Linked DNA regions of Homo sapiens: all the other regions are linked to region 1. A link is a loop called in an ENCODE intact Hi-C map of the cell type or tissue named here. Cell type or tissue: mammary epithelial cell. All regions are shown on one strand. Links, peaks and the distances in the headings refer to the core of each region. The heading gives the core; the rest is flanking DNA.

Evidence for each region. Peaks named below come from ENCODE experiments on the same cell type or tissue, not always from the same donor. Only the 100,000 strongest peaks of a DNase experiment are listed, where the experiment ranks them.
Region 2: it touches region 1 in a loop (4-fold over the local background); 11 of 110 quality-filtered maps call a loop at or near these places.
Region 3: it touches region 1 in a loop (6-fold over the local background); 64 of 110 quality-filtered maps call a loop at or near these places.

The regions. Positions count from the first base shown.
Region 1 is chr2:10,428,803-10,439,186 of GRCh38, forward strand. It overlaps LOC124907732 (a long non-coding RNA gene), which reads right to left and starts at 4,011. Exons shown (of 2, transcript XR_007086214.1): 1 at 3,896-4,011; 2 at 2,784-3,055. RefSeq lists enhancers at 3,817-4,782, 4,783-5,747, 6,392-6,441 and a silencer at 4,063-4,122. In mammary epithelial cell, for the core only: a CTCF peak has its summit at 6,323 (motif pointing left); no DNase peak of the experiment used is centred there; H3K4me3 peaks cover 600 bases.
Region 2 is chr2:9,978,653-9,989,036 of GRCh38, forward strand. It overlaps GRHL1 (grainyhead like transcription factor 1), which reads left to right. Exons shown (of 16, transcript NM_198182.3): 9 at 7,472-7,630. Among named protein-coding and RNA genes, the nearest start is that of GRHL1, 32 kb to the left of the region's middle. In mammary epithelial cell, for the core only: a CTCF peak has its summit at 5,750; no DNase peak of the experiment used is centred there.
Region 3 is chr2:10,663,630-10,674,013 of GRCh38, forward strand. It overlaps NOL10 (nucleolar protein 10), which reads right to left. Exons shown (of 21, transcript NM_024894.4): 5 at 9,891-9,928; 6 at 7,925-8,061; 7 at 5,029-5,094; 8 at 3,589-3,649. Among named protein-coding and RNA genes, the nearest start is that of NOL10, 21 kb to the right of the region's middle. In mammary epithelial cell, for the core only: a CTCF peak has its summit at 4,968 (motif pointing left); no DNase peak of the experiment used is centred there.

The sequences.
Region 1 (10,384 bases), core at 3,235-8,234:
ACTCCATGTCTCTTTTAATAGAAATGGTGAGTCTGTTTGCCAAGTGCCTTCTGAGTCAATGGCACTGCTAGAGCTATTTCATAGTAAAACTCTCCATGCACCCAGAGCCACCAAGCCTTGATGGGGGAACCAGGTGGGGTGCGAGATGGAGGCCAGGTGCCCTGGGCAGATCTAGCTTGCTACAAAGAGGCAAGACGGTGCCTTTGGCAACACTGCCTCACCTGGAAGAACAGCCAGTGAACGGCTTGAATTTTATAAACATTTAACTGGGACTGGCAAAGGTTAAATCAAGAGTGCTTGTTGTGGGGAGGGCTCACTTATGATGGGGACAGAGTCCAACAGAAACAGATGGGAGTGACCACTACATTAGTCAGGGTTCTCCAGGAACAGAACTGATAGGAGACATGCATGGATGGGAGGGGTGGGTGGATGGATGGGTGGGTGGGTGGGTGGATGGATGGATGGATGGATGTATGGATGAGTGGGTGAGGGGATGGGTGGGTGAATGGATGGGTGGGTGGATGCATAGACAGGTGGATGCATGGATGGGTGGATGGATGGCTGGGTGGATGGGTTGGTGAATGGGTGGGTCGGTGGGTGGATCGATAGGTGGATGGGTGGGTCGATGGATGGGTCGGTGGGTAGATGGATGGATGGGAGTATGGGTGGATGGGTGGGTGGGTGGATGGGTCCCTAGGTGGATCGGTTGATGGATGAATGGGTGGCTGGATGGATGGATGGATGGGTGGATGGATGGTTGGGTGGGTGGGTGGATGGATGGATGGGTGGATGGGTGGGTGAATGGTTGGGTGGGTGGGTGGATGCATGCATGGGTGGGTGGGTGGGTGGGTGGATGGATGGATGGATGGATGGGTGAATGGTTGGGTGGGTGGGTAGATGCATGGATGGGTTGGTGGGTGGGTGGCTGGATGGATGGGTGGATGGGTGGGCAGGTGGGTGGATGTATGTATGTATGGATGGGTGGGTGATTGGTTGGATGGGAGGGTGGATGCATGGATGGGTGGGCGGGTGGGTGGATGGATGGATGGATGGATGGATGGATGGATGGATGAATGGGTAGGCGAATGGATGGTTAGATAGATGTATTTATCATAAGGAATTGGCTTATACGTGATTATGGAGGCTGAGAGGTCCCAAGGAGACAAGCAGCCCTGTCCCCTGTAGACAGAGGTCAGCAAGCTGGGGACCCAGGAGAGCTAATGGTGTAGTTCCAGTCTGAATCTTAAGGGAGGAGGAGGCCAATGTCCCAGCTCAAGACTGTGAGGCAAAGAACAAATTCTCAGGCTTTTGTCCTATTCAGGCCTTCAGCTGAGTGGATGAGGACCCCCACATTGGGGAGGGGGATCTGCTTTACCCCACCTGGTTCCCCCATTGGTCACCAGTTCCAATGTCAAATTCATCCAAAAGCACCCTCACAGGCACACCCAAAATAATCGGTTTGCCCAAATGTCTGGGTACCCCCTGGCCCAGTCATGTTGACACATAAAATTAACCATTATAACCACCTCTGCTCAGATATGGAGGAGGTAGATATGGGGATCCTAGTGGACCCTGCCCTACAAGGAGCTCACAGAAGCCAGTATGATTTGTCCAGGAGTCCAGTGCTCTCTGGGAAGGCAGGGAATTGAACCCCAAAGATGGTGTCCCTGTGCCAAGAAGCCCAGCCTATCAGAGGAGGAAAGAACCCAGAAGTGAACCCAAAACTGTCGTCCATGCCACCCACCCAGCAGGAGGCCTCCTCAGTCTCTTCCTTTGTCCGGGATCAGGATCTTTCAGGGCGGGTTGTTAGAAAGTGTCTCGGCTGGGTGCGGTGGCTCACGCCTGTAATCACAGCACTTTGGGAGGCCAAAGCGGGTGGATCATGAGGTCAGGAAATCGAGACCATTCTGGCTAACACGGTGAAACCCCGTCTCTACTAAAAATATAAAAAATTAGCCGGGCATGGTGGTGGGCGCCTGTAGTCCCAGCTACTCAGGAGGCTGAGGCAGGAGAATGGCGTAAACCCAGAAGTCGGAGGTTGCAGTGAGCCGAGACGGTGCCACTGCACTGTAGCCTGGGTGACAGAGACTCTGTCTCAAAAAAAAAAAAAAAAAGAAAGAAAGTGTCTCCACCTGTCCTTCCCTGGTAATTTGCAGTACTGGCCCTGGGCCTGCTTCCTCTTCCTCCAACCACCTCCTTCTGCAAGCTTCTCTCTTGTCCTGCCTTCTCCTTGCCCCAGGGGATCCCAGACCCTTTGCCATCCTGCACGGGCACTCCAAGTTGTTAAAGTTCCTTGGGAGTTGCATACAAGTGTCCCTTATCCTATAGACAGATAGAAGATCTAATCATGTACCTGCATAAGCAAGGCTTATGTGGGTGGACTCAACAGAAACTCTGGAAAATGGCTCCGGTGGCTCCATGGTCCCATCCACCAGCTGTCCTGACACTCACTGCATGGTGTCCCATGCTCACTGAGTAAATACAGGGTAATGGGAACAACTCCTGAGACAGGAAAATGTTTAGACTCGAAGGAAGGAAGCCCTGGAGTGTGGAGGGAAGGGTGGCAGTATGAGGTGTTAGTCCCAAGACAGTTCATCTAGTCAGGCCACGATGAACCCCTAGTAGGGCAAGACTGTCACCTCCCTTACTCTGAACCTTAGGCCTTAATTAATACAGCCCCAGGCATTTTCTGCTTGGGTAGACTGGCCTCCCGCGTGGGAACCAGCATTGAGCTAGCAAAACATTAGCTCCCATTTATCAAGGGTTTCCACGTACAGACACTGTTTAAAACTTTAAACGTCTAATTTAACCCTCCCATCAACCCTGCAATGTGGTATCACTACCACATTATACAGATTGATAATGCTGGTTTAAGAGAAGTTAAGTAACTAGCCTGAAATCCTTAGCAAGAGGTGGCAGAATCAGGAATTGAAAGAAGGATCAGCTCCCAAGTCCGAGGTGCGTCTTCTCCCGATTCCAGAAAGGTCTTCCAGTAGCTGGGCTGGAGCCGGGTCCATGTTTCCTTGCCAGCGGCCTCCTTCAGGGCCCCTGGTGTCTAGAGAAATGAAGGAGTTTCTCCCTGGGTCCCTGAACAAGACTTAAACGCACTGTATTTGTGGCACCCAGGCCTGACTCCCTCCCCACCCCGTGCCAGGTCACGCCCTAGTGGAGAAGGGGGCGCGCCTCCCCACCACTGCCTGAGGGGCGCCCTCCTGAGCGCCCGTTTCTCAGGGCGGGGCACTGGACTCCGAATGGAACCCTCCCCTCCTTGCCGGGCTTAGGCAGGTACGTCATTAGATCTTCTATCTGCCTCTTGAGATCAGGGGTGCGCATGAGCAGGGACCCAAAACGGGGGTCCAGTTAGGATCACAGCCCCCCAAGAGGAGACAGAACCCACAGGACCTTCAGGCTTCTGAGAGGGACCTCGTGGGCCCCGGAAAAGGTATTTAGAAAAACAGGAGTTCGGCCTTGGGTTCATCCGTGGCGTGGCCTTCCCCCAGCCGCCTTGCCCTGGGCTGGGCGCCGTTGGGAATCAAACCCACACGCCTGGGGAGCTGCCAGCCAGCGGGAGCCTCGGCCGTCGGGGAACAGACTCCGGCTTGGGGCAGCCTGGCAGCCCTGAAAGGAACAAGAAGAAAATGGAGCTGTGGGGCAGGGGCGGGGCTCGGCTCGAGAGGCAAGTGGTCCCGCGCTAGTCCCACCTGTCACCAGCCACCCAGTCCTGCCGCTCTGACCCCGCCACTGCGGCGCAGGGGCCTGGTGCCCGCTGGTCCTGGGCTCCGGCTCCGGGTCGGCAGCGATGTATCCCGGCCCAGAGTGGGGCGGGGTAGGGCAGGGCCAAGGTCAGTTTCCTTTAAGCTGGGCACGCCCTCTCCTTGGCTTGGGGCTCCCTTACTGTGGCCTGGGAAGAGGTCTCAGAGGAGAAGGGGTGATGCTGGAGACACGGTGGCGAAGGAGCACTGCGGCCTGGGCCCCGGGGGGCAGCTGTTTATCCAGCAAACACCTCCCCAGGGCCAGCGCGGGGCATGGCACAGCAGGGCACTGCCGGGGCGCAGGAGCTGCGGGGGCGGGTACAGCCTGCCTGGGGCAGGAGGCTGGGGAGGGTGGGAGGGAGCTCGGGAGGAGGGGTGACTGAGGCCAGCGGGGGCGGGCGGGGCGGCAGCCCCTGGAGGGCCCCTGGAAGGCCTCAGCTCCTCCGGCTCTTCCCAGCGGGCTGTGTGACTGTACCATGGGGCCCCGACCTGAAGGGGCCACCTGCCTCCTGCAGTTCACGGGAAGGCAGACCCTGGCCCGCCCTGGAGCCACCTGCCCACGGCCTCTTCCAGCTGCAGCCAGGCCCTCCGGGCTCGAGCGGGCTCATCCACTAGGTGTGTGTGTGTGCGTCTGTGTGTTGTCTTGGGTGTGTGTGTGGCTGGGGCATGTGGTCTTAGTGTGTGCTGTGGATGTGTGTGGTGTGTTTGGGTGTGTGGGAATGGTGTGGGGATGGTGTGACTTTGTGTGTGATGTCGAGGTGTGTGGTGTGTTTGCATGTGTGGTGGTGTGTGGGCATGGTGTGACCGTGTGTGCGATGTGTATGTGTGTGGTATGTTTGCGTGTGTGGTGGTGTGTGGGGCATGGTGTGACTTTGTGTGATGTGGATGTGTGTGGTGTATTTGCGTGTGTAGTGGTGTGTGAGGGATGGTGTGACTGTGTGTGTGCTGTGGATGTGTGTGGTATGTTTGCGTGTGTGGTGGTGTGTGGGGCATGGTGTAACTATGTGTACATGTGTGTGTTGTGGATGCATGTGTGTCTGTGTGTGTCATGGTGTGTGGGGCATGGTGTAACTGTGTATGCTGTGGATGTGTGTGGTGGTGTGTGCTGTGTGTGAGTGGCATTGCGTGTGCTGTGAATGTGTGTGGTGGTGTGTACTGTACTGTGTGTGTGTGTGTGTGTGTGTGTGTGGCATTGCGTGTGCTGTGGTGGACCCGAGTCCACAGGTGGGTGGCTTCTGGAGTGCCACATGAGGCTGTTGAGTGGCAGCCCTGACAGCTCATTCCAGGAGGGCCAGGTGGGGTGCCTGTCTCCGTGGCCTGAGAGGCTGGGCCTGGGCTCTGGGCACCCTGCTCCCCTTCCTGGCCCACCTGGGCCCACAGTGGCCTCCCTCCACACTGAGCTTCCCTGCACCAGGCCTGTCCTAGGCCTCCATGTCCCCTCCTCCAGAGGTCGCCTTCGGTGACCTCATCAAATTACTCTGGTCGTCTCCACCCTGAAGCCCTGCGAGGCTGCTCAGGAATGAGTGGGGATGAATGAATGAAGGGAGGGTCAGCAGGTGGCTCTGCTCTGTCTTCACGCAGCTGGAACCGCATGAGCTTATGCCCTGGACACACACTGAGACCCAGGCCAAGTCCCAGCTCCACCTCGAATGAGCCGCCTGGCACTGGACAAGCGCTGTGTCTTCATCTGTAAACCATGTGGTCAGGGAACCAGGGGCAGAGGGAGGGGCTGCAGGGCCTTGAGGGGAATGGCAAGGGTCCTCAGGGGCAGGACCTGACCTCCAGGTTCCTGGGGACCTCCGAAGGTGGGGGCCCCAGGGTTAGGGTCAGGCACCCTGGCAGGGATGGCAGAGCATGGGAGCCATGTGTGCGGGTGTCTTGTGGGGTGTGTGTGAGGCTGGGGCATGTGGTCTTAGTGTGCGCTGTGGATGTGTGTGGTGTGTTTGCATGTGTGGTAGTGTGTGGGGGATGGGGAGGGCGGCACAGGCAGCCTCAGGTGGGCTCTGCCTCTGGCTCAGGGACAGGTGCCAGGCACCAGCCCCACAGGAGGGGTGGCGGGGGGAGATCTGCCCTCCGCCCACTCAGCCTATCATGGGGGGTGGTCAGGGGAGGCCGGGTGGGGTCACCAGTCGCTGGTGGGCACAGGGGAGGATTGGGAACACCTCAGAGGGGATTGGGGCCACTTCGGGGACGGGCAGGGGGACAGGCAGGACCAAGGCTGCAGGGCCCCACCAGCTGTACACAGGGCTGGTTCTACAACATGGGGCAGGGGTGCAGGGGCTGGGCTGGGGGCTTCACCTGGGGGGCCTCAGGAAGTGTTTTGGGGGTCAGGGGAGTGGTCTGGTCGGGGACTGGGCTGCCTGGTGCCCCTTCCTCAAAGCCCCCGGGACCCTGGAGTGGCTGAGTCGGGAGCTCTGGATCGAGGCCACGCTCCAGTCTCACAGCCCTGTGGCTGTCAAGGGCCCCCTGCGATAGTGGAGCTATCAGTGTTTGCCCAGTGGTCGAGTGATTTGACTGCCTTTTCCTGGCCCCGACCGCGCTGCCACCGCGGGGTGCTGCTGCCCCCTGGTGTCCATAGCTAGGAGGGCCATCCAGGGCTTGGGTGTGCGGGTTCCAGCTGGGCCTGCTTTCGAGAAAAGCTTTCTGTCCTGGGCGGCATTTGATGACAGAGGAGGATGCTGAGGCCCAGAGGAGCCCCTGACTTGTGGTGGGCCAAACGGCACACAAAAGCTGAGGCCAGGCTCCCGGTACCCAGGACCAGAGGCCTTATTGCCAGATAGGAATGCCAGATACAATACAGGGCACCCAGTTACACTTGAATTTCAGATCAACGAGAAGCAATTTTGCAGCTGACATATGTCCCGTGCAGTATCTTATCTTTGTGCTAAGTCTGGCAACCCTCCTTGAGAAGCCAGGGAGTGGGGCCTGCACAGCCCTGGGGCGGGTGAGAAGCTGGAAGGGCCAGGCCTTCTGACAGGCACCCCCAGGGCCAGGTGCATGACCCTCCTGGCGGAACCACCCAGGCCCAGACTGACCCTCGCCCAGCAGGGCACCAGGTCTCCTCCCCTGCGGAGCCACCCCCGAGCTGGCCCAGCCTGGAGACCCCCGCTCCCCAGCTCACAAGCTCACGGGCCTGAGCTCCACAAGTCACCTGACTGAGCTCCACCTAGGTAACCCCTGGCCAGTGGCAGAGCACGCCTGGTCACAGCCCTCTCCAGCCTGGAGTCAGTGCTGCATGTGGATAAAATTCTCCGAACTCCCAACAGCAGCAAGAATTCCGGAGGCGCTTCCACTCTGTGCCCTGCATTCGGGCCTTCACCAATCCTCCCTTGTAGCTGCCCTGCCGTGGGTGGGGGGCACCAGCTCAACCCCCACTCAGAAGGAGGCGGCCGTGGGGACCCCTGTGCCTAGTGAGGCATAGGGCCTGGGTCTGGCTAGTGCCTAGTGAGGTGTGGGGCCTGGGTCCAGCTTCGTCTGTCCAGCTCCAGCCGAAGCTGAAGCCACAGCAGGAATGCAGGGCCAGGTGCCACCGTCTGTGGTATTCCGGAGCCATGGGTGCTCGGGGCTGCCTCTGCCACCCTGGCAGGGAATAGGATTGGCAGAGAGCAGGGGCCGGGAACACGTTGCCCTTGGTGAGAGAAGGATGCCGCATTCTAGTCATGGTCATTGTTCAGCAAGAGCCCAGGAGCAGAAGCTGGCTGGCGAGGCAGGGCCCTGAGGACACCCAGGCCCTCCTTCTAACTTACAGACTCGCCTTGGACGAGTCACTTGGCCTCTCTGGGCTTCATCCCATCTGTAAAAAACAAGAACTGGGAGAACTCTGCAAAGCCTTTGCTTCACATGACGTCCTACCTTGAAACCCGATGGGTGAGATTGGGTGAGGCGGAGAAGGCAGAGCCCCCCACTTGCCCCCCTCACCCCCAGGCACTGAGGCTTCTCGGGAATCCCTGGTGGGGACAGAGCCCGATTTGAAATGGGTCGACTCTTGCCTTCAGGGGCAGTTTTCCAGCCGGGCCCAGAGATGGTGCAAAGCAAACCCCCAGATCCAGCATGGGGGAGGGCCCATGTCAAAGAGGGTACAGGGTGACAGCCAGAAAACCCCCTAAGCGGAAGGGGCTAGCCAGCCACTTCGAGTCACTTAGGAAAATCTAGTAAGGAGGGAACCTGCGAAGAGATGTGTGGTCCCAGTAGCAGAGGTCACTGCTGGGGTGTGACGAGCACATGACTTCACAAGACAAGCCGAGTGAGGCCCGGGAAGGGGCAGGCCCTACCCACGAGAAAGTGCAAAGTGGGCATCAGCCAGGGCTCAAGAGGGCCGCAGGGGGCACACGTGGCTTGCTCTGCCCACCGGCTTCTGGCCTGCCCTTGGTTGCTGCAGGCTATCTGTGAGGGGCAGTGCCTGGCCCTGACACTGTCGGGGAGGGAGGGGTTGACCACCTGCTGATGTGCCAGGAATGTTCCCATCTTTGGCTTCTGATGGGTCTGCTGCCTTCGTCGGCCTCATGAGCTGGGTTGGCATGAGCCAGCCCTCCTGGACCCTGCAAAGGTGAGGACCAGGTCGTGAGCAACTCTACCATGTCCCCCTGAGCCAGTCCACTGCCCAAGCCACCCTCCAGCTGCTTAACAGCATGTTCCCAGGGTAGGGAAACACCGAATGAATGCTGGGGTCCTCTGACCTGGCTTGAATGCTGCCTCACTATCTGCGTGACTTGAGTTCATCTCTGAGTTTATGTCTTCACGCGGGAAACCTATTTTACAATCCTCGTAAAGTCAGTAATACATTCCAATATCAAAAGCGCAGTGTGGAGCCAGTCCCCACTCTCGGCCCAGGCCTCTGGTTCTTCTGCCTAGAGGCAACCTCTGTTACCCGTTTCTTACAAGCTCTTCCAGAAATATGCCATGCATATGCAAGTATGTATGTACACACACAGTTTGTTGGGGTTTGATTTTGCTTTTTACACACACAGTAGCATACTACACGTGCCCCTTGCTTTGCTATCCTCACTGAATCTAGCTTGGAGCTTGTTCCTTATCAGTACTGATGAATCTGCTTCATTCCTTAACCACTGTATATCCCGTTCCATTGACAATTTCATCAGTACCTGCTTGTGTACAAGAGATTGTTTACAAATGATGCCACAATGAATAATTTTAGAAGAGTATCATCAGAGAAATTCTTAGAACTGCTGGGTCAAAGATAATGTGGATTATTGATATTATCAAGTTCCCTCCAAAGAGACTGTTGCTCTAATTTACTTTTCCGCCCAGTGCTTGAGCACACCTGCTCACCCCGCGAGCTGGGGAACTCTTGTCTTTGCCAATCTGATAGGTGAGAAATAGATTCTCATAGTTTTACTGTGTGTTTCCTTTGGTTGACAAATGTCTTCATGTTCAAAAAGTTTACTGTTGGCTGGGCGTGGTGGCTCATGCTTATAATCCCTGCACTTTGGGAGGCAGAGACGGGTGGATCACTTGAGACCAGGAGTTCAAGGCCAGCCTGGCCAACATGGTGAAACCGTCTCTACTACAAATACAAAAATTAGCCCGGTGTGGTGGCATGCACCTGTAGTCCTAGCTACTCAGGGGGCTGAGGCAGAAGAATCGTTTGAACCCGGGAGACAGAGGTTACAGTGAGCTGAGATGGTGCCACTGCATTCCAGCCTGGGTGAGAGTGAGACTCTGCCTACCAAAAAAAAAAAAACTTTACTGTGAGCCAAGTTTATGCCTTGCCCACTTTCTATTGCATAGTTACTTTATTGATTTGTTGTTTTTAATATGAAGAAAATTAGTCCTTTTCACGGGCATTGTAGCCGTTGGTCCCTTGCCTTTTGACTTTGTTTCCAGTAGGTTTATGGTCTAATCTGTTATATTTAAAACTTTCATCTATCTGGAATGTATTTTGGAGCAGGAGTTGGGGATACTTTTATGTCTTCCAGATGGTTCTCCAGTTGCTCCAACACTACTCCATCCCCAGAGTCTGGGGAAAGTGGTCAGGGGGCAATAATGAGTATTTTTAAGAAGCACCCTAAGTGATTCTAATGCACTCTGGCTGCCTTTACCTTTGCCCAATAGTTCAATTCCCCTGAATCCCCTCTCCCGGGGGCCAGCACGCCAGGAAGAAATTCACAAGTGGTCTTGGTGGAGCTGTATTCACTTCAAGTCACGAGTCTAGAAATGCCCAGTATCTGTGCACGACCAGACAGCACCATCTTTAAAAATGACGTGGAGATACCCAAATGCAAAGCAGGACTTAAGCCTCCTGGAGGACGGTGCCTGGTGTCGACACAGCCCCGGCTACCGTCTGGCTGTCCTCGTTCTCTGGTCTCTCCTGCCAAATTCGCCTGCCTGCTCCCATGTACAAGGGCCAAGGAAGATCACTTGATCAAGCCTGGCCACATCATTTCACAGACCCAAGTCTGGCTTTGTTGGGGCCTGTAAGTGGCTACGCCAAGCTGTGGTCAGAAGCGAGGTTTCAGGGGCCACTCACGTGTAGCACGGGATTACCTGCGGCTGTTTCTGTCCCCACTGGCACTACTGACCGTTGTTGGATTACATTTTCCCTAACTGGCTGAAAGAGCATTGTTTCCAAAGCCTTAGTTGATTTTGAGTGGAATACCCCCCTTTTCAGTCCA
Region 2 (10,384 bases), core at 3,389-8,388, 450 kb before region 1:
GGTCTTATGAACTTACTCTATTTTAGTTTGAAAATCAGGTCTTTAAAAAGGAAACCAGCCGGGCATGGTGGCTCATGCCTGTAATCCCAGCACTTTGGGAGGCCGAGGCAGATGGATCACCTGAGGTCAGGAGTTTGAGACCAGCCTGGCCAACATGGTGACGCCCCGTCTCTACTAAAAATACAAAGATTAGCCATGTGTGGTGACGGGCACCTGTAATCCCAGCTACATGGGAGGCTGAGGCAGGAGAATCACTTCAACCCGGGAGGCGGAGGTTTCAGTGAGCTGAGATCGCGCCATTGCACTCCAGCCTAGGCAACAAGTGCAAAACTCCCTCTCAAAAAACAAAATTCAAAAATTAGCCAGATGTAGTGGTGCGCGCCTGTAATCCTAGCTACTCAGGAGGCTGAGGCACGAGAATCGCTTGAACCCGGGAGGTGGAGGTTGCAGTGAGCCGAGATCGCGCCACTGCATTCCAGCCTGGGCAAGACTCTCTCTCAAAAAAAAAAAAAAAAGGAAACCTTATCCAAACTGTCATAAAGTTGCTTCATATTAGTCTTAATGGATCTAAATGTTCAATCTTTTTTTTTTTTTTACTCTAAAGACAGGGTCTCACTCTGTTGCCCAGGCTGGAGTGCAGTGGCATGACACAGCTCACTGCAGCCTCTACCTCCTAGGCTCAAGCCATACTCCCGCCTTGGCCTCCCAAGTAGCTGGGACTACAGGTGCACACCACCATGCCCAGCTAATTTATTTTATTTTCTGTTTTAGAGACAGGGTCTCGCTATGTTGCCCAGGGTGGTCTCAAACTCCTGGACTCAAGCAATCCTCCCACATACAGGTGTGAGCCACTGCCTGGCCAGTGCTCAAATTTTGAAATTGTTTTATTCTACTCAGTTGAGCAAACTATATTATGAAAGTCTTATGGAAATTATTTTCAGCATTATAGCAGCAACGTTACAAAACCATGTAAAATTCTACCTAAATTTCTCAGTGGAAAAAAAAATTAAGACTAATATTTGGATGTTGGATTATTTTCTTATAGGTGAATGATAATACAGAATGAGTATTACTGTCATTGTGGTAATTTTTAAAGAGCAACAGCCTTTTTGCTAGTTCATGAAAAATACCCTGATATGTATTAAACATTTGCATCCCTTAGCTCCTAACTTCACCACTTGATGTTTTTGTAACTTTTGACTCATGGACTCCAAGTGCTTTGTTCATGCATTCTTTTCTGTGAATTAGGAGATTTAAAAATATTTCTATAATTTCTCTCCACAAATTAAATTCACTTGTTAAAGTTCACGTTCCTGACTACTCTCTTTAGACTAGACAGTTAGCAAGCTTTACTGGAATTGTGTCTTGGTTTGTGGTGTTGATAAAAGCTCGAAAGGAGTGGGTGTGTTGGGGGTTTTATAAAATTGATTCTCAGTTACTTTCCCTATACCTGCTGTGAAATGAACCTCTGATGGTGATCTGTGTTTTGAGCACACTGGGTTTGGTGGTTTGTTTTTTTTTTGTCTTTTTCCTCCTTGTTTTCTCTTTGAGGACTAACTTGGCAGACGCAGCCAGGTGTGAACAGCGCTTATGTGGCTGCCGCGGTGCTTCCTGGAAGAATCATTATAAATTCGTTCAAGATCTGATTTCTTGTTGGTTTCTGTGCTTGTGAGCATTTAGAATAAAAGTCTGTATCAGTTAATCCTTTGATTATGTAAATCATTTTATTTTGTTTTCCTCTCATTTTCAAACTGAGGTTTGAAAACCAAAAAAAAAAAAAGAATTAAATATTTTGAAACATTCTAAGTGCATAAATTCTTGGTCAGGAATGAGGAACTGTCCTTAGAAAAATGGGCTAGACATTTAAAAAGGAATCTTGTAGAGCACCTTGGCCTGTTCAGCAGTTTATGTTTGTGGTTAGTTTTTTTCTCTTCCAATAATTTGGGTGGGAATAGTAGTTGCTCATCTTTTGAGATTAATGTTCTAATTATTTGAATACAAATGTTTTCTCTCAAAATAATTGGGAAGGAAGTATGAAAACAGAAAAGGTCATCTTTTGAATTCTTAAAGTTTTATGTCAGAGATCTTCACATCTTTCTAGAGAAGGAAGGTTGTAAATCATTCAGCCTACTCCGATTCTGAAATGGGGCTTTTTAAGTGTGCGTGCATTCCTGTATGTTTTATAGAGGAGGAGTTGGATGTGTGCTCATTCATCTTACTTTTTACCTCTTTCCCATCCTCTGTAAAGATAGTGGAGTGTTTTCTGTAATCACAGTGATAATTTGTCTGCAGGATAGGAATGGTCCGAGCCTGGTTTTACCTGGATTTGGGTGAACAGCCCTGTGGTCTTGCTCACTCGGGGCTGCCCATTAGGTAGAATCCATGGGAAGTGTTAAAACTGAGGAACAAAGTGTGCCCATCTTGTTGCTCCCACTGGACCCAAGGGAGAGCTCTGGCTTGTGTTTCTACACTCGCCATATGTGTATGCCAGCAGCTTTTTAACATTAAACAAAACTGTTCAGTTGCAGACTAAAGAAGGCCACCCTCCTGACCATAAAGCTCCCCGGAAGCTGCACTTCTCCCTCAGAACTTACCTGGTCCCCTCCATGAGTGTGGGCTGGGCTGATAGGGACAGTGTGTTTCCACAGGCGAGTGACACATGGGCACAGCACACACTGGATGTCTTGCCAGGAAGTCGCTTATGCGGAAAGTGGAAATACTCAATTACAAACAGGGAAATACACCTCCTCCCTATTTACTCCATCGTGATGATGTAAGGATAAATTAATGTCCAAGCAACTTAGAGGATGGTTTAGATCACTGGTCAGCAGACGACAGCTCTGAGGCGCGGGCCAGCTAGGTGCCTGCTTATATAAATCAAGTTTTATCGAAACACGACCACACTCATATCCGTGGCTGCTTTTACACTATTACTGCAGAGTCGAGTAGTTGCATATGACCTACGGATGTGAAAATAATGTCGGGCCCTTTACAGAAAAATAGTCGCTTCTGATTTAGATAAGGGTATGAAAAGATATTTTATATATCTACATTTTATTTATTCTTAGCTATACTTACTTACTACCCAGTATGCATTTTCCTCCTTTTATTAAAAGCATGCAATAAGCATATGTTATGAGCCAGGCGTGAGACACAGAGATGATTAAGACAGGGTCTTCTCAAGGACATTGCCATTTAGTGAGGAAGACATCACATCATGCTTTGTCCTGTGGTTCAGAGTTACAACTTCAGCCTTCAGCTGAACACACAAGTTCATCCACAAATGCAAATCCCTATGAAATCAAACATAACATGAGTAATAAAAATAAGCGGGAGAGTTTAATGTGTGTGTACTTGTTTATTTTTGTGGTTAATATCTTAAGAACTCTTGAGTATTTGAGGATTTGCATGACCTTATTGAATAGCAGGGTTGAACAAAATGGCTTTAACCTAGATCTTTCTTTTGATTACATGAATATTCTTATTTGATAGGGCTATGCCTCTGTAAAAATTTTGTTTAATGTTAAAAACTTGCTGGCATACATATAAATACATATAAAAATATCTTAACTCTTTAAGGAAAGGAAACCATGTATTGGAACTTGCTTTAATAATCTCAGAGTTTTGGAGCCAAGGTAGACCTTTTGTGGATCACAGTGTATAAGCAGCTAGAAGACTAATCACGTTACCGCAGTGGTTTCTATCTTGGCCAATCACTCGAATTACTCGAATTTGGTAGGAAGCACCAAAAAAAACAGTCCCAGCATCTCAAACCCATTCCAGGACAATGAAATCAGAATCTCTGGGGTGTAGCCAGGACATCTGACATCCGTATGTTTTAAAGTCCTGCCAGGCGATTCTAATTCAGTCAGAGTTGTGAGGCACTGTTGTACAGACAGGATTCTGAAACTTTAGTGTGCATAGAATTAGCTGGAGAGCTTGTTAACCTCCCGCTTCACTCTCCCTGAGTTTTCGGATTCAGTGAGTCTGGGGTGGGCACCAGGATCTTCATTTCCAACAAGTTCCCTCGTGCTGATGCTCCTGGCATCACACTTTGAGAGCCATTGCCGTATGAGATTCTTAAGTTTTACATAAGTAGTTATTGTGATGACTTTAACTGGCAACTTACTTGGTATTTTTAAACTAATATGACTTATAAAAAGTTGATAGGTAAATGTATTACACAAAATTATTGTCACCAGTAAAAACAGTATGGATATAGGATTCATCCTTTGTCAATATAAGTATATAATCATAGACGTCCAGAGGTAGTCATCTAGAGATCCACGAACTCACCCTGCCCTTTGACAGGTAAGGACCCTTGCACTGGGTCGCAGTGCTTAGTTAGGGGCCAGCTCAAATGCTTTGATGTTCAGACCTAAGCGGCTGTGCATGTGGCTCCCCTTGTAGACTTTGGTTGAGGGTTAAACCCGGCACGTATGTCCCCTCCACACCAGCATATCCCCTTGATCATCTGTGTTCTTACCTGGGATCCTTTCCTAAGAGCAGGGGCATCGTGAGCACCGGCCCCATCTTCTCTTTGGCATCTTCGGCCCACTGTTCTTGTCTCTCATGTTCCTGGCCTGCAGTGCTTACGTTTCACAGCTTTGTCACCTTCTCCTGGGATGTTTGTGTATTTATCTAGGCAAGGTAGCATTTTTTTTTTAATGCTGAATTAGGACCATTGTCAACTTTCTTTAATACATTTAGAAAACTGCCAAGTTTGGGAAGAATTGATTTTTTAGAATAAGAGAGAAATGTATATCAGTAAGAGACTGCAAATCATCATGAATGCACACCAGCATGGGCAAAGCTGTGCCAAAGCTCCATGTTTGCCCCGATCCTGGGATTTGGCCCCTGCTCATTTCTTTTTTGAATAGAAACTTGAAACTGGGAAGCAAGGGGAGGTTAGGTTTCGGGTTGGATTACTGTGAAATCTTCTTGTAAAGGGAATATCACTTCCTGGAATCGTGAGGATGAAGTCGAACTTTCCCAGGCAGCTGTTTTTGAACTAGGAATTGAGCCACGTGGCCTAGAATGACAGAAAAAATTCGGATTTTCCATTGGTTGTAAATTGAAAAATATATGGTGGTTTGGTTACTTTGCTTAGTTGTTTGCATGGACTTTTTTTTTTTTTAAACCTGAATGCATTCCACAGACTCTCCTTACCTCTGATTTGTGGATTTAGAGATTGTACTTGAAGTGTTTAAAAAAAAAAATGTGGCCGGGAGTGGTGACTCACACCTGTAATCTGAGCACTTTGGGAGGCCGAGGTGGGCGGATCATGAGGTCAGGAGTTCGAGACCAGCCTGGCCAATATAGTGAAACCCTGTCTCTACTAAAAATACAAAATTAGCCAGGTGTGGTGGTGCAAGCCTGTAATCCTGGCTACCCAGGAGGCTGGGGCAGGAGAATCGCTTGAACCCGGGAGGCGGAGGTTGCAGGGTTGCTGTGAGCCGAGATTGCGCCATTGCACTCCAGCCTGGGCAACAAGAGCAAAACTTCATCTCAAAAAAAAAAAGTTACTATAGCTGCCCCCCAACCCCATTATAACTTAAATTTTTCCCCATCTGCCCTAGTTCAGCCAGTGACACCCAGTGCTGCTTGTGGTGGACCCATTCTTGGCTGTTGACCCAGGGGCTAGAAGGAATCTTCCCCTGTCAGCTCACGGGGTTGAAGGGTCTGAAATGGGCCAGTCTTAGTTTTAAAAACTGTAATTCCAATAATGTCCACTATGTGGTGCACATGCATCCGCAGTAAATTCTAAAACTAGTTGAAAGGGAGCTCAAAAACATTTTTAAAATCCACAGTGATAAAAATAGTGGGGAAATGGCACATGTTTATTTGCTGTACACTGGGTTCCTCTTAAGTAGCAGCTTCCAATGTCATATTCATAATGTGACTCAGCTTATTTTAACTTTTGAGAAAATGTGCGGGAGATAACTGATTTGGAGCCCAGGAGAGAAGGGTGTGACATCTCCTGCCTTCCATTTCGAAGGTGGGGGATCCCCCTGGATGGGTTCTCGCCGGCTTAGTGCATTGCTCAGGCACATGCTAGCAGCTGGAGTGAGTGTAGCCGGTGCTAACCTACTGCACTTGGAAGTCATCTTTAAATATTGTTCTTGTGGGCTGAGTGTGGTAGCTCCTGCCTGTAATCCCAGCACTTTGGGAGGCCAAGATGGTAGGATTGCTTGAGCTCAGGAGTTGGAGACCAGCCTGGGCAACATAGTGGAACCCTGTCTCTAAAAAAAAAAAAAATACAAAAATTACCTGGGCGTGGTGGCGCACACCTGTGATCCCAGCTAGTTGGAAGGCTGAGGTGGGAGCATGGCTTGAATCCAGAAGGCAAAGGTTGCAGTGAGCTGAGATCACACCACCACACTCCAGCCTGGGTGACAGAGCCAGACTGTCTCAAAAAAAAAAAAAAAAATTGCTCCTGTGGGAAGTGGTGGCTTGGGCACTGATAGGAAAGCAGACTTTTGAAACTGTGGGTTGAGAAGCTCAAAGTCTGGTTTAGACAGTTTCTCTGAAGTAATTTCATGATTGAATAGTAGAACTGTTGCTTAAGGAATTGGATTCTTCGTTTCTCTCATGGAAATAGACCCACCAGCATAACATCTTCCCGGGTTATTCTAGGGAGTTTTGACCACATCTGTGTGGAACTTCTTGAATGAGGAACACATTCCTGGGTGTTTAGTGATCGTTAAGTTCTCAGCCTATTAACAAACGTTACCACTTTTGTCTTAGGTTTAATCTGGGCATGTAAAGAATCCAGTTATGTTTAAATAAAAGACCCTTGCACTGATATTTCCATACCTAGAAAGGAGTATGGAAATAATTGTAAATTACAAATCATCCCTTGAACACTGGGCCCAATGTGATTTGATAACCAAAAGGTTAATAAGAACAAACTGGAAAGAAATGAGGACTGTTTAGTCTGCATGGGCAAAGATTGAGAGAGAACTTTATTGGAATCTTATAAAAATTGTGGATTAGAGGAACACTGATGTCATAAGTTCTAAAATATGAGGACACAGAGTACTACAGGTTATCCTAAGAGGTGGTGTCAACGCAAATATAGGTGGATTCCTAGGAAGTTTTTACTAAGTTACAGAACAGCTGCAGAGGGAGCTATGCTATTGGTAACTTTGGAAAATGACATCAGGAAAGCTAACCAGCCTCTTCCCCTGTCCTAGCTGATATTAAATAGGGATTCTGGAAGGGAACATAAGCAGAGGTTCAGAGCTGCCGACTCTTCCTCCTCTTTAAGGTCTGCTATTTCTATGACCAAAAGCAGTTTTAAAATAAACCCCTGATCACCTCTTTTTAAAAACCCTTTTTTAAAAAATGAGAAGCTGAGCTTCTCATTTAAAATAGACTTGAGTAATTTCAGTGATGTTAATATTTTCATGAGCTGTGCTAGGTTTGACTTGGTGCCTGTTGCTTATGGAACCTTCTCTTCCCTTGGCAGGTTTTCATCTCTGTGAACTGCTTAAGCACAGATTTCTCTTCCCAGAAGGGAGTGAAGGGGTTGCCTCTTAACATTCAAGTTGATACCTATAGTTACAACAACCGCAGCAACAAGCCTGTGCACCGGGCCTACTGCCAGATCAAGGTCTTCTGTGACAAGGTAAGATCGGCAGGGATGCTTGGAACAAGTGTTTGAGACACACTCATGGAAAAAGACCAGGGTCTCTTTAATATTTAATGTCAAAATGAGAATATAGCTGCTAATATAGAATAACTTTTAAAATTATTTTTATTTATTTATTTATTTATTGTTGAGACAGAGTCTCCCTCTGTCTCCCAGGCTGGAGTGAAGTGGTGCAATCTCGGCTCACTGCAATTCTGCCTTCTGGGTTCAAGCAATTCTTGTGCCCCAGCCTTCCCAGTAGCTGGGATTACAGGTGCACACCACCACGGCCGGCTAGTTTTTTGTATTTTTAGTAGAGACAGGGTTTCGCCATGTTCCCCAGGCTGGTCTCCAACTCCTGAGCTCAGGTAATCTGCCCACCTCAGCCTCCCACAGTGCTAGGATTACAGGTGTGAGCCACCGCGCCCAGCCTTTATCAGAGATGAGGTCTCACTCTGTCATCCAGGCTGGAATTTAGTGGTGCAATCACTGCTCACTGTAGCCTCAACCTCCTGGGCTCAAGCGATCCCCCAAACTCAGTCTCCTGAGTAGTTGGGACTACAGGCACATCCCATCACACCCAGCTAATTTTTAATTTTCTTGTGGAGATGGGGGTCCTGCCATGTTTCCCATGCTGGTCTTGAACTCCGGTCCTCAAGTGATCCTCCCATCTTGGCTTCCCAAAATGTAAAACAGCTTTTTTTTTTTTTTGAGACAGAGTCTGGTGCTGTCGCCCATGCTGGAGTGCAGTGGCGCAGTCTCGGCTCACTGCAGCCTCTGCTTCCCGGGTTCAAATGATTCTTGTGCCTCAGCCTCTCCAGTAGCTGGGATTACAGATGCACACCCACCACACCTGGCTAATTTTTGTATAGAAACAGGGTTTCGCCAGGTTGGCCAGGCTGGTCTTGAATTCCTGGCCTCATGTGATGCGCCCACTTTGGCTTCCCAAAGTGCTGGGATTACAGGTGTGAGCCACCATGCCTGGCCTAAAATAGCTTTTAATTATTGTTTTGGCCTTGCAAAGACACATTATGTAGAGATTTTTGAAATTACGTTTTAACTGATAGATTAGAAGGGTTGATAAGTACGTTTTGTTGGGCATGTCTGATAAGTAAAGGAGGTGCACACAGGACCCTCTGAGCCCAGCTGCTGGAAGTGTAGGCAGTCACCCCTGCACGGGAGCTCTTCCTTAGCTGTGTCCGAGTGGCTGAATCACAAAGTGCTGTGCCTTCACAGCCCTCTTCCCCAAAGGCCCTTCAATAAGCATGGGGAAGGAGAGGTGCGGATTCTTCTCTACAGCCACAGGGAGGCAAGAAGAAAAAGTGCAGGGCCCAGAGGGATCTCTGCATGACCTGTTTTCCCTGGTGTGGCTCTTTTTTTATCTGGAGAAGAGAGGCTTACTTTTGCCCAGTGCAGAGCCAGGGGCTGAGCTGGATTCAATGCAGGGAGAGTCTGGAAGGTGCGTCGAGTCTTGAGGGGAAAGTTTGTGCTGGCTCGAAACTGGGGAGCAACCGTGGATGAGTGGACATTCCATTGAACTAAGACAGCAAGATCTTGAGTTTTTCCTACTCAAAAATATTGGACCTATTTTTGGCAGGGGACGGGGGCAGTTCTTTTCATCCTATTAAGGGAGCTTGTCTTTTATTGAGATTTTTAGAGGGGCTAGGTAACTGGAAGTATGTTTGCTGTCAGAGGCCTGGTCTGTCACCCTGGCTTTTGCATCAGGTACACAAAGCACAGTGGCTGAGCACAGTGAATGAGCCTGAGGCCTTTTTTGGATTTTTTGGATGATGTTTACTCTTTGTGTGGCATTTTGGTGATTTTCACCTTCCTGGGTGCTCGACATTTTTGTATTATTGTGAATCTCCTTGAATTTTGTCCTGAAATCTGGTTAAGTTGCTCGGAAACCATCTGCTCGTTAAGATCTTATGTCTATGATTTGCTAGGCGGATCTGGAGCTGTGCTCAGTGTAAGGCTAATCATCCCGCGCTCCTGAGCAGGATTTTTCTGAATATTCTACCAAGTGCCCTGCTCATTACAAGTTTTCTCACATTACTTCCTTGTAATAATCCTCATGACAGGGATTTCCAGTCCATCCCATATGGTGGGAACAGGTACTGTTTCTGGCTCTGTGTGAGTTTCGGGCACTGTTTCTCTAATCTTTTCGGATGTCAGTTCCCAACCCTGACCCCCAGCCTTGGGCAGCTTCCTGGTACCTGTGTACCTGTTGGTACCCGGCCACGTACTGGAGTGGGGCTCACTGAAGATCTCGGAGCTCTTTCCTCTTTGGTACTTTGTCCTGCTGCCTTGGTCTCTGTGGACTTCCAGCTCTGTCTCCTCAAACCTGGGCACCTGGACTGAGAATACATGAGAATTCCCATGCCATGGCCTGGGAACTCTGAAGGCAGCAGCCAGCATGGTTTGAGGACTTGCCGCGGGTTCCTGTCTCCCAGGGATCACTGTTCTTTAGTTGCCTGCTGGTCAGGGCCTTCTCGTTCTTGTTTCTGCATTTCGTCTGGTTTTTGTTGTTGTTTCAGGGTGGAGGGTAAATCTGATCTGTGTTACTCCATGTTATGTAGAAACAGAAATACCTTATTCTTTATAGATACACAGATAAATAAGGAGGGACAGTCCTATTTTGTAATAGGACTGCACCCTCCACCTTTTGGAGGAGGGTGGTGTTTATCATCAGAATGAAGTTATGGTTAGACTTGTTAGAAGGGACAGAGAGACCCAGACCAACTTCATACA
Region 3 (10,384 bases), core at 1,998-6,997, 230 kb after region 1:
AAGCTGGGGAAAATTTTTTTTAATGAAAAGAAGAATCCCGGCCAGGCGCGGTGGCCACGCCTGTAATCCCAGCACTTTGGGAGGCCAAGATGGGGAGATCACGAGGTCAGGAGATCGAGACCATCCTGGCTAACACAGTGAAACCCAGTCTCTACTAAAAAATACAAAAAATTAGCCGGGCATGGTGGCGGGCGCTTTTAGTCCCAGCTACTTGGGAGGCTGAGGCAGGAGAATGGCATGAACCCGGGAGGCTGGAGCTTGCAGTGAGCCGAGATCGCACCACTGCACTCCAGCCTGGGCGACAGAGCGAGACTCCGTCTCCAAAAAAAAAAAAAATACAAAATTAGCCAGGCATAGTGGCGCATGCCCGTAATCCCACACACTAGGAGGCTGAGGCAGGAGAATTGCTTGAACCCGGGAGGCAGAGGCTACAGCGAGCTGAGCGTGCCACTGCACTCCTGCCTAGGCAACAGAGAGAGACTCCGTCTAAAAAAAAAAAAAACCCAAAAAAACAGAACAGGCCGGGCATGGTGGCTTATGCCTGTAATCCCAGCACTTTTGAAGGCCGAGGTAGGTGGATCACCTGAGGTCAGGAGTTCGAGACCAGCCTGGCCAATGGTGAAACCCCGTCTCTACTAAAAATACAAAATTAGCTGGGCATGGTGGCAGGTGCTTGTAATCCCAGCTATTCGGGAGCCTGAGGCAAGAGAATCGCTTGAACCTGGGAGGCAGACATTGCGGTGAGCCGAGTCCAGCCTGGGAAACAAAGCAAGACTGTCTCAAAAAAAAACAGAATGGAGAAACTGTAGTACGTCCATTTAAACTGAGTATTAGCCATTACAAAGAATGATGTGAATATACATGTACTAGAATTGTGTCCACAAAAAAGCAATTTACTTTTTTAAATGAGGGGTCGTTGTTTGTGTGTTTGAGACAAGGTCTTGTTCAGTCGCCCAGCTGGAGTGCAGGGCACAATCACAGCGTATTGCAGCCTCCACCTTGTAGGCTCAATCCATCCTCTCACCTCAGCTTCCCCAGTAGCTGCATCTATGGTATGCACCACGCCTGTCTAATTTTTGGATTTTTGGTAGAGAAGAGGTGTCGCCATGTTGCCCAGGCTGGTCTCGAACTCCTGGACTCAAGCGTTCCACCCACTCGCACTTCCAAAGAGCTGGGATGACGGACGTGAGCCACCACACCCAGCCAACATTTGTGTTTTTAAAAAAATGCTTGTGCAAACAGAAAAACCTGAGAGGATACACAGCAAATTATTAACAGTATTTACCTAAGGAAACAGGAATAGGACAGGGTGGAAGGGAATTACACTTTTCACTTTGTGTTCTTGTCTATCATTTGATTTTGTAATGATAAAACAAAAACATAAACAAAGATGTTTTAAGATTGTTTAATATATTAACTACCTTAAAAGCAAACCCTTCAATATACTTAGGAGGTTCTGACCTCATTAATCTTTTAATATTATTACAAGTAGGTATGTTGCAAAGATGAATAATCGAAGGGAAACCTTTTTAAACTACAGCAGGTAATTCCAAATGGTCTAGTCTTCTATGTCTTCTCAAAATGAGTTAATAAATTTTATGGACATAAAAAAGAAAAGTTGCATTCCAAAAACACAAAATGGGTATGCAGATAACTTCCAGTGTAAATACAAAATGTATTTTTAAGCACACTGATTTTCTATTACCTAAATTTGAATATTTCCATTGCCAAACCTCCCCTCTTAGGCACTTCAAAAAGCACAAAATGCAAACATTTAGTTTGACAATATTATGATAACTAAGAACTAAAGAAGAAACTAAAATCTGAGATGTAATATGAAAATCAATGTAAAATGAATTTGTTAAGCCTGATCTGACTATGCTTATGAAACTGCAAGCTGCTAATAATCAAGGAATTTCCGGAAGCCCAGTCTTTGAGCATCCCTACCTCCTATCCCTTCAACATGTCCTAGGCTGGTCTTAAACCAGCTGCTGGAAGAGCAGCACGTTCTAATACATAACTTCTCTTAGCACATTGCCTGGTGTCTAGCCTAGACTGCCCTGTAAGGACCCTAAAAACTATTTTCTCAGGGAAACTCTTGTAAAACTTCCCCTTGGTAATCTCAAGTAACCTGACTACCAAGAGAAAGCTTGATTTAGACATAACAGTATTCAAACACATTCAACATAGTTTTACATAATATCTGTCAGATCAAACTTAGTGTCCCATTTCAAATATTAATCTTTTTTTAAAATACAACTTCAACTTCTTTGTTAGACTCTGGGGGTACGTGCAGGTTTGTTACACTGGTATATTGCATAATGCTGAGGTTTGCAGTGTGACTGATCCCGTCACCCAGGCAGTGAGCATGGTAGCCAACAGTTAGTTTTCAACCCTTGCCTCCCTCCCTCCCTTCCCCATCCAGTAATCCCCAGTGTCTAGTGTTGTCATCTTTATGGTCATGAGTACCCAACGGTTAGCTCCCACTCATAAGTGAGAACACGCAGTATTTGGTTTTCTGTTCCTGTCTTAATTCACTTAGGGTAACAGCCTCCAGCTGCATCCATGTTGCTGCAAAGAACATTCTTTCATTCTTTTTTGTGGCTGCATTAATCTCTCAACATAAAAATAATTTGAGTAAAAAAAAAACCATTAATTCCATCCATATGAAACTGGTTTAATAAATTATAGTACAAACAACAGAATGCTATCTGTAAACTATCATTTTTTTTTTTGAGACGGAGTCTCGCTCTGTCACCCAGGCGGGAGTGCAGTGGCCCAATCTTCATTCACTGCAACCTCCGCCCCCCTGCCTCAGCCTCCCAAATAGCTGGGATTACAGGTGTGTGCCACCACACCCGGCTAATTTTTGTATTTTTAGTAGAGACGGTGTTTCGCCATATTGGCCAGGCTGGTCTCAAACTCCTGATCTCAAGTAATCTGCCTGCCTTGGCCTCCCAAAGTGCTAGGATTAGTGAGCCACTGCGCCTGGCCTGTAAATTTTTTTAAAATTAGTTTAGCATCGTAAGTAATTATAAGTACCAATAAGATGTATATTATATACTGTTATGTCTAAAAAAAAAAAAGCAAATGGAGAACTACAGTAGAATACAATTTCAGTTTGGTAAACCACTTTAAAAAATATGTATGTACACATATGCATATTGGCATATAGCACTTAGGAAAAAAAATTTGAAAGGATACTACTCCAAACCATTCAAGTGTTACCTCTGGGGTGTAGGATTTGGTGACTGGAAGGTATAAAAGGGCACTTTTTAAAATTACATGCTTCTGACATATTTGCATTTTTTAAAACTATGAGTATTTATCATTATTTTAAGTGAAAAATGCAAATCTACAAAAAACTATTGGTAAGTGTGAAGGACATTGATTCAAAGATATTATCATTTAAAAGAAAAATGTTGTGTACATTCATCTCAATATTTACTGAATGTTACTCTACAGGATGTTCAAGCTATCACCTCATTATCATCCTGCTCTAAGGAATCAAGCAACTCAGTCTTTAAATAAAAATTCCAATCAAATATAAAACAAATATTCTAAAAAATAAAGTCAACATATGCTTACCTCTATGGTTCCTGTGGCAAACAAGCCATGCACTGAATTTATGTCACAAACATTATTCTCCCTAACACAGGAAAGCAGTAAGAAAGAATGAATTAGTTAGCACCTACTTTAGTGGGGAAGGAATATTAAATAAATAAACAGTCAACCCAAATTCTGAGTAGAAAGAAGACACACAGATTCTCTCTTACTAATCTGCAAATGGAAAACACCAAGGTATGAAAGGGTTAAGTGCTTGGCTCAGTCACTGGAGTTTCTGATCCCCAGGGTGACACTCTACCTGCTAGGTGACAAACAAGGAGGGACTTCCTTCTGAAATACTATTCCACTACCATGAGAAGAAAGGGTCACTCTATTTTTCAAGGTATTTTCTTCCAAGGCAGGTAACATTCTTAAAAGAACACACGCTATCACCATGACAATCCTGAGCCTTGACAGGCTTGTCCTGGGTACATCATTCTAAGTCTCATTTTCTTTCTCTGTAAAATGGATATTTCACCTACCTCGGGGGGTTGTTATGGGGATTAAATGAAAAAGACTGCAAAGCGTTCAGCAGTATCTGGGGTACAGAGGACACTCAATATAATGCATTTGTGAAGTTACTACTACAAGTTTTTTTTTTAATAAAAATAAAAGCATTTCTACCCAATGTGAAATAAAAAAAAATTAGAGTTTATTTGGTTCTTATCACAACATGTTCACCTAACCTTTAAAAATCCTCTCAAAGCAATACGAGAAATTCAGCAAGCTCTTCATATACACAATGAGAAGTAATCCAGCTTCCACCCTTGACTAGTTGTGTGGCCTTGGGCAAACTACTTACCTCTCTGAGCCTCAGCTGCCCTATCTGTAAAATGGTACTTACCACAAAAATCTGTTCTAAGTTTAAAATGAGATAATAAAGGTAAAATGACTGAATAACACCTGGCACAAAGTGCTTTCCTACTGTGTTTATCACTATTATTTGTTGTGATGATGATGATGATGGATTCATTCCTAAAAATTTTTGCTGCATAGTACATATGTGTAGACTATAATGTATGATAAAAGGAAACCTTTAAAAACCTTAAATGTCCGCTAGCAGAGCATAAAAATTTAAAAATGGCACTCCAAATTAATTCAAAAGTTCTCCACAGGAGAAAATATCACAAAACAAAACCATGAATGTAAATTTAAAGAACACTACAAGTAATAATAATAAACTGAGTATTTTTAACTGACTTAAAGTTGAGTAGATGAAAAAAAGCTTTCATTTAATTTTTAAAGTAATCACCAGATCTTTCAGTGAATTTTTTGTCTGAGAATAAATTCAACAGTACTTTTTAACTAAGTTGCTGGGAGTTTTGCTTAATTGCAATAGTTTATGTTACTTGTTAACAAACTGAGCATCTGGCTCCACCTCCTGGTCAAAATGTATATAGCAGAATTACTAAAACTACTCACGCAGCATCAGTTTGTAGAGGATTCAGGTATCGTCCTTGTTCTAAGTTTAACCTATAAACTTCAGAACTGTAAAGTAATAAAGAAAGTTAAAAACCTGCTAAACTACAATGAAACTTTAAGTAAATATAAATTTTATAAATATATATATTACTCATAAGCCACCACTTCCTTTTGTAACACTGATACAAAAACGTATTCTAAATCTGAAAAATATCCACTTTATGAATTTGTTCATGTATAAAAGTGATTTAAACCATTCATGTGCCAAGGAAATATGAAGTCATTACGTAGAATACTATTTACAAATAAGATGGAGAATACAAGATCCAAAAGTATATGTAATGTATCTACATATGTATATAAGAAAGGACTAGAAGGAAATATAATAAGGATCCTCTCTGGGTGGTGTAATTATGGCTGAATTTTTTCTTTTTTTTTGTTTTTTTGTTTTTGATATGGGGTTTTGCTCTTATTGCCCAGGCTGGAGTGCAATAGCGCAATCTCAGCTCACGGGCGCCACTCACTACACCCGGCTAATTTTTTGTATTTTTAGTAGAGACAGGGTTTCACCATGTTGGCCAGGCTGGTCTCAAACTATTTTTTTGTATTTTTAGTAGAGGCGAGGTTTCACCATGTTGGCCAGGCTGGTCTTGAACTCCTGACCTCAGGTGATCTGCCCACCTCAGCCTCCCAAAGTGCTGGATTACAAGCATGAGCCACCATGCCCAGCCTGAATTTTTTCTTTTCTATATTTTCCCAATTTTCTAAAATGGGTATGTATTTGTATATATATATATATTTTTATTTTTTATATATATATATATACACACACACACACATACACACACACATATATACACACACACACACACACACACACACACAAACATAATAGCCACCAGTCAAATACCTGGTCAAATGCTACCTTTTTGATGACCATAAAAATAACACAGGGCTGGGCAGCGGTGGCTCACGCCTGTAATCCCAACACTTTGGGAGGCTGAGGTGGGCGGATCACGAGGTCAAGAGACCGAGACCATCCTTGCCAATATGGTGAAACCCTGTCTCTACTAAAAATACAAAAATTACCTGGGCGTGGCGGCGCATGCCTGTAATCCCAGCTACTCGGGAGGATGGGGCAGGAGAATCGCTTGAACCTGGGAGGTGGAGGTTACAGTGAGTGGAGATTGCACCACTGCACTCCAGCCTGGCGACAGAGCGAGACTCCATCTCAAATAATAATAATAATAATAATGATAATAATAATAATAAAGGCCAGGTACAGTAGCTCACACCTGTAATCCCAACATTTTGTGAGGCCAAAGCAAGAGGATCTTTTGAGCCCAGGAATTCAAGACCAGCCTGGGAAACATAGTGAGACCCCATCTTTATAAAAAACTAATAATAAAACCAAAAAGGTACTTAGAATAAAAAGTTTTGAAATACTGTGCAATAGGGCTAAGAAACTGACTTTATCAACTAGATTATACATGTCTATCTCCAAATTTAGCACCATACTAACAGAAGCCAAAGATATCACTCCTAAATGAGTCACATGTAGGAATTATACCTTCACTTTCAGCAACTTAAAAGCAAAGATCATGTCTTATTCTTCTTTAAAGAAATTAGTCCTTCAAATACTGCTGTATTTTCAGGGGAAAAAAAAGGGATATTTCTATTGAAATTGTACTGAATTTTTGCCTACAATTTATCTCGTTAAATATTGTAAATAAATTGCTAATACTAATAGCCAAAAAGATACACTAATTGCTTTGTTAAAAACAAAACAAAACAGGGCCGGGCACCGTGGCTCATGTCTGTACTCCCAGCACTTTGGGAGGCCGAGGTGGGTGGATCACCTGAGGTCAGGAGTTCGAGACCAGCCTGGCCAACAAGGTGAAACATCGCCTCTACTAAAAATACAAAAATTAGCTGGGCATGGTGGCAGGCGCCCATAGTCTCAGCTACTCAGGAGGCTGGGGCTGGAGAATCACTTGAACCTGGGAGGCAGAGGTTGCAGTGAGCCAAGATCGTACCACTGCACTGCAGCCTGGGTGACAGTGTGAGACTCCCTCTCAAAAAAAGAAAATGAAACAAACAAACAAAAAAAACAGAAAAAACAAAACAAAAAGACATGGGTAGGTAGTGGTGTTCTAAAGTTATGACATCTGTCCTAATTAGTTTCTTAAATACATTTACTACTTAATGGTTTTGAAACAACTGTTTTTTAAATTTTTGAAAACTTGCTAATAAACTTTTGTTCAGAATTTAGTAGACTGTTTAATGTAGGACATCAACTACATAATGAAAGATGCTTTAAATGCTTTTGTCATTTCATGCAAATCAAATTAAATCAAACTATCAAATTACCAAAAATAATAACAATAAAACCCTCTCCCAATTTTTTTAAACTAGAGTCCATAACCACATATGACCTATTAATCACAAAGTGATCAGATAGAAACTGATTACTGACATGAAGCAAACTTAAGGTCGAGACAAAAGTCTAGAAGATAAACAGATAAATAAAACAATACTATGTCTCATAAATTGTGGCAACCGGGCTAAACTGAAAAGGCTCACACACTTCCCATCAGTATTTCCCAATGAGGCACATAACTATCACAGATATTTTTAACATTAGAAAATATTGTATTAAGCAAAACAACAGTTGTTAAAACAGTATATGGTACTTATAAGTAAACCAATATGTAGAAAATAGAATTTTTTGCCTATCCTGTGTTTTCTTTTCTTTTTTTTTTTTTTTTTACAAGAGCCACGTATCACTTTTTTATTAAAGCAAGTTACCTAAACAGAGAAAATGTACACGAAATTTAGGAACAGAAGTTGGTTGTTTTAGGAGGTGAAAAGGAGAAAAAGGGACTGGATCCAATACCTTGCACCAACAAAGTACAAGTCACAGGATGGATAGTGGTAAGAGAAATCTCTCCCAAACTTTGGTATTCTGGTTTTGTAGTAAAAACCTGATTGCGAATGAAATTCAATGTATCTATCATTATGTAAGAAGACAATCTGAAAATAAAACAAAAAAATTAGTTTGCTTAGGTTTCTAGTTAGGTGTTTACTTCATTATCGCTAAAAAACTGGCAAACCAAGGAAAACCCTTACCTCTCTCTCACTTTCTGTATCTAAACACACATGTCCATGCACACACACTCCACTGGGATTAAGAATGAAAACACTCCATCGGCTCCTTAATGCCTTCCTGTATCCTGATAGCTTTTCTGCAAACCTTACATACTAATTAAAGACTTGAAACAAACGCCCTTCATTTACATGGCACCAGCATGTCATAACATAGAGCACTCTCATGGTACCCTCAATGATCAGTTCCCTCTTTCACTTGGGAACACATTTAAATAATCCTGGCCGGGCATGGTGGCTCACACCTGTAATCCCAGCACTTTGGGAGGACAAGGCGGGTGGGTCACCTGAGGTAGGGAGCTTGAGACCAGCCTGACCAACATGGAGAAACCCCATCTCTACTAAAAACACAAAATTAGCTGGGCATGGTGGCGCATGCCTGTAATCCCAGCTACTCAGGAGGCTGAGGCAGGAAAATCGCTTGAACCCAGGAGCCGGAGGATGCAGTGAGCCGAGATTGTGCCGTTGAACTCCAGCCTGGGCAACAAGAGTGAAACTCTTGTCTCAAAAAATAAAAAACAAAAAATAATAATAATCCCACCATTATCACACAAGTTATGATAAACTCCTTGTATACATTTGACTTTAGTGTACTAAAGGGGTATCTTAAACATCAACAGATGGTATTTAAAGGCAAATTTGTCAGTATTTAGAGAAAATACATTCTAAAATGACATGTTCCAAAACGTATGATAAATGATACCATAGACAAAAGGATAAGCTGTACCCCATAGTTTCCAAAACTGAAAATATAAAGCCATGTCAGCTAAGAAAATTCAATTTTCTTTCAAGATGCCATTTGACATCACTAAAAATGTTTCATTTTAAATTCAAGAGTTTACTGACAATTTTATAATTGTTGAAAGTGATTATAAGAGTTGAAAGATGGGTCGGGGGCAGTTGCTCACGCCTGTAATCCCAACACTTTGGGAGGCCAAGTCAGGTGGATCACTTGAGGTCAAGAGTTTGAGACCAGCCTGGCCAACCTGGTAAAACCATATCTCCACTAAAAACACAAAAATTAGCCAGGTGTGGAAGCACATGCCTGTAGTTCCAGCTACTCAGGAGGCAGAGGCAGGAGAATCACTTGAACTCGGGAGGCTGATGCTGCAATGAGCTGAAATTACGCCACTGCCCCTCCGGCCTGGGTGACAGAGCAAGGCCCTGTCTCCAAAAAAAAAGAGTTGAAAGATGGACTAATGGCACCAAAAAAGAGAAATAAATCTACTTAGCTATATTTTGAACTGTTTCAGAATATACCACAACCATTTGCAAAGTTAAAAAAAAATTAAACACACAACCCTGCTAGTTTACATTTCACATATAAATAAGAAAATGAAAGCAACCTGGCAAATAAATCTAGGTTAAACGTAATAATCAGAATCACAAATCTAGAATACAGGATGATATAAAAGATGACTGCTGCCAATTCTTAAAAATACAAATAAGGTTTCATATACGATATGAAAAATTACCTTTGATATTAGATTGGCCAAAGGCTATCCGTATCACTGTATTAATATTAATAAAAAATGATGGGTTACATTTTACTACACAGCCATTTTTGTTTAACAATAGAACTACACAGCCATTTTAGTTTAACAATAAAAATATTATAAAACTGCTTATCATTAAAATAAATTCCACTCACTCATTTCTTGGGTCTAGTCAGTACAAACCAATGCTATAAAACATACCTTTGAGTAGTCATCAGACAAAATTTCAAAGGTGACAACTGAAAAACAAGAAATAGGAAAAATACAATTATCAAACAATATTCTTAGTAACAACGCAAACCTGATGCAAAGATTCTAATTCAACACAGAAATTATATACATACCAGTTTTTTTCTGCCTCTACGTGAAACAAGAAGAAAATTGTCATAGTATATTGTCCCAAAACACCAACAAAAACTTAAAAGCCTCATAATTTCTCAATACACATCAACTAGATTTCTTGTAGAACTGAATGCAAATTCACAAAATATAATGACTTCTAAATTCTGACACTCTGAGATGTTGAAAACAAAATAATTTTAAAGACTTTCAAATATACATTAAAGAACAAAAAAATTGTTGCTTAACAAAAAAGATGTCATTTTTTACCCATTCATAGTCTACCTGATAAAGAAAAAGAGCGAAAAATAGCCATTATTAGTGGCACACAGAGTTTCTATTGTTTTCAATAAACA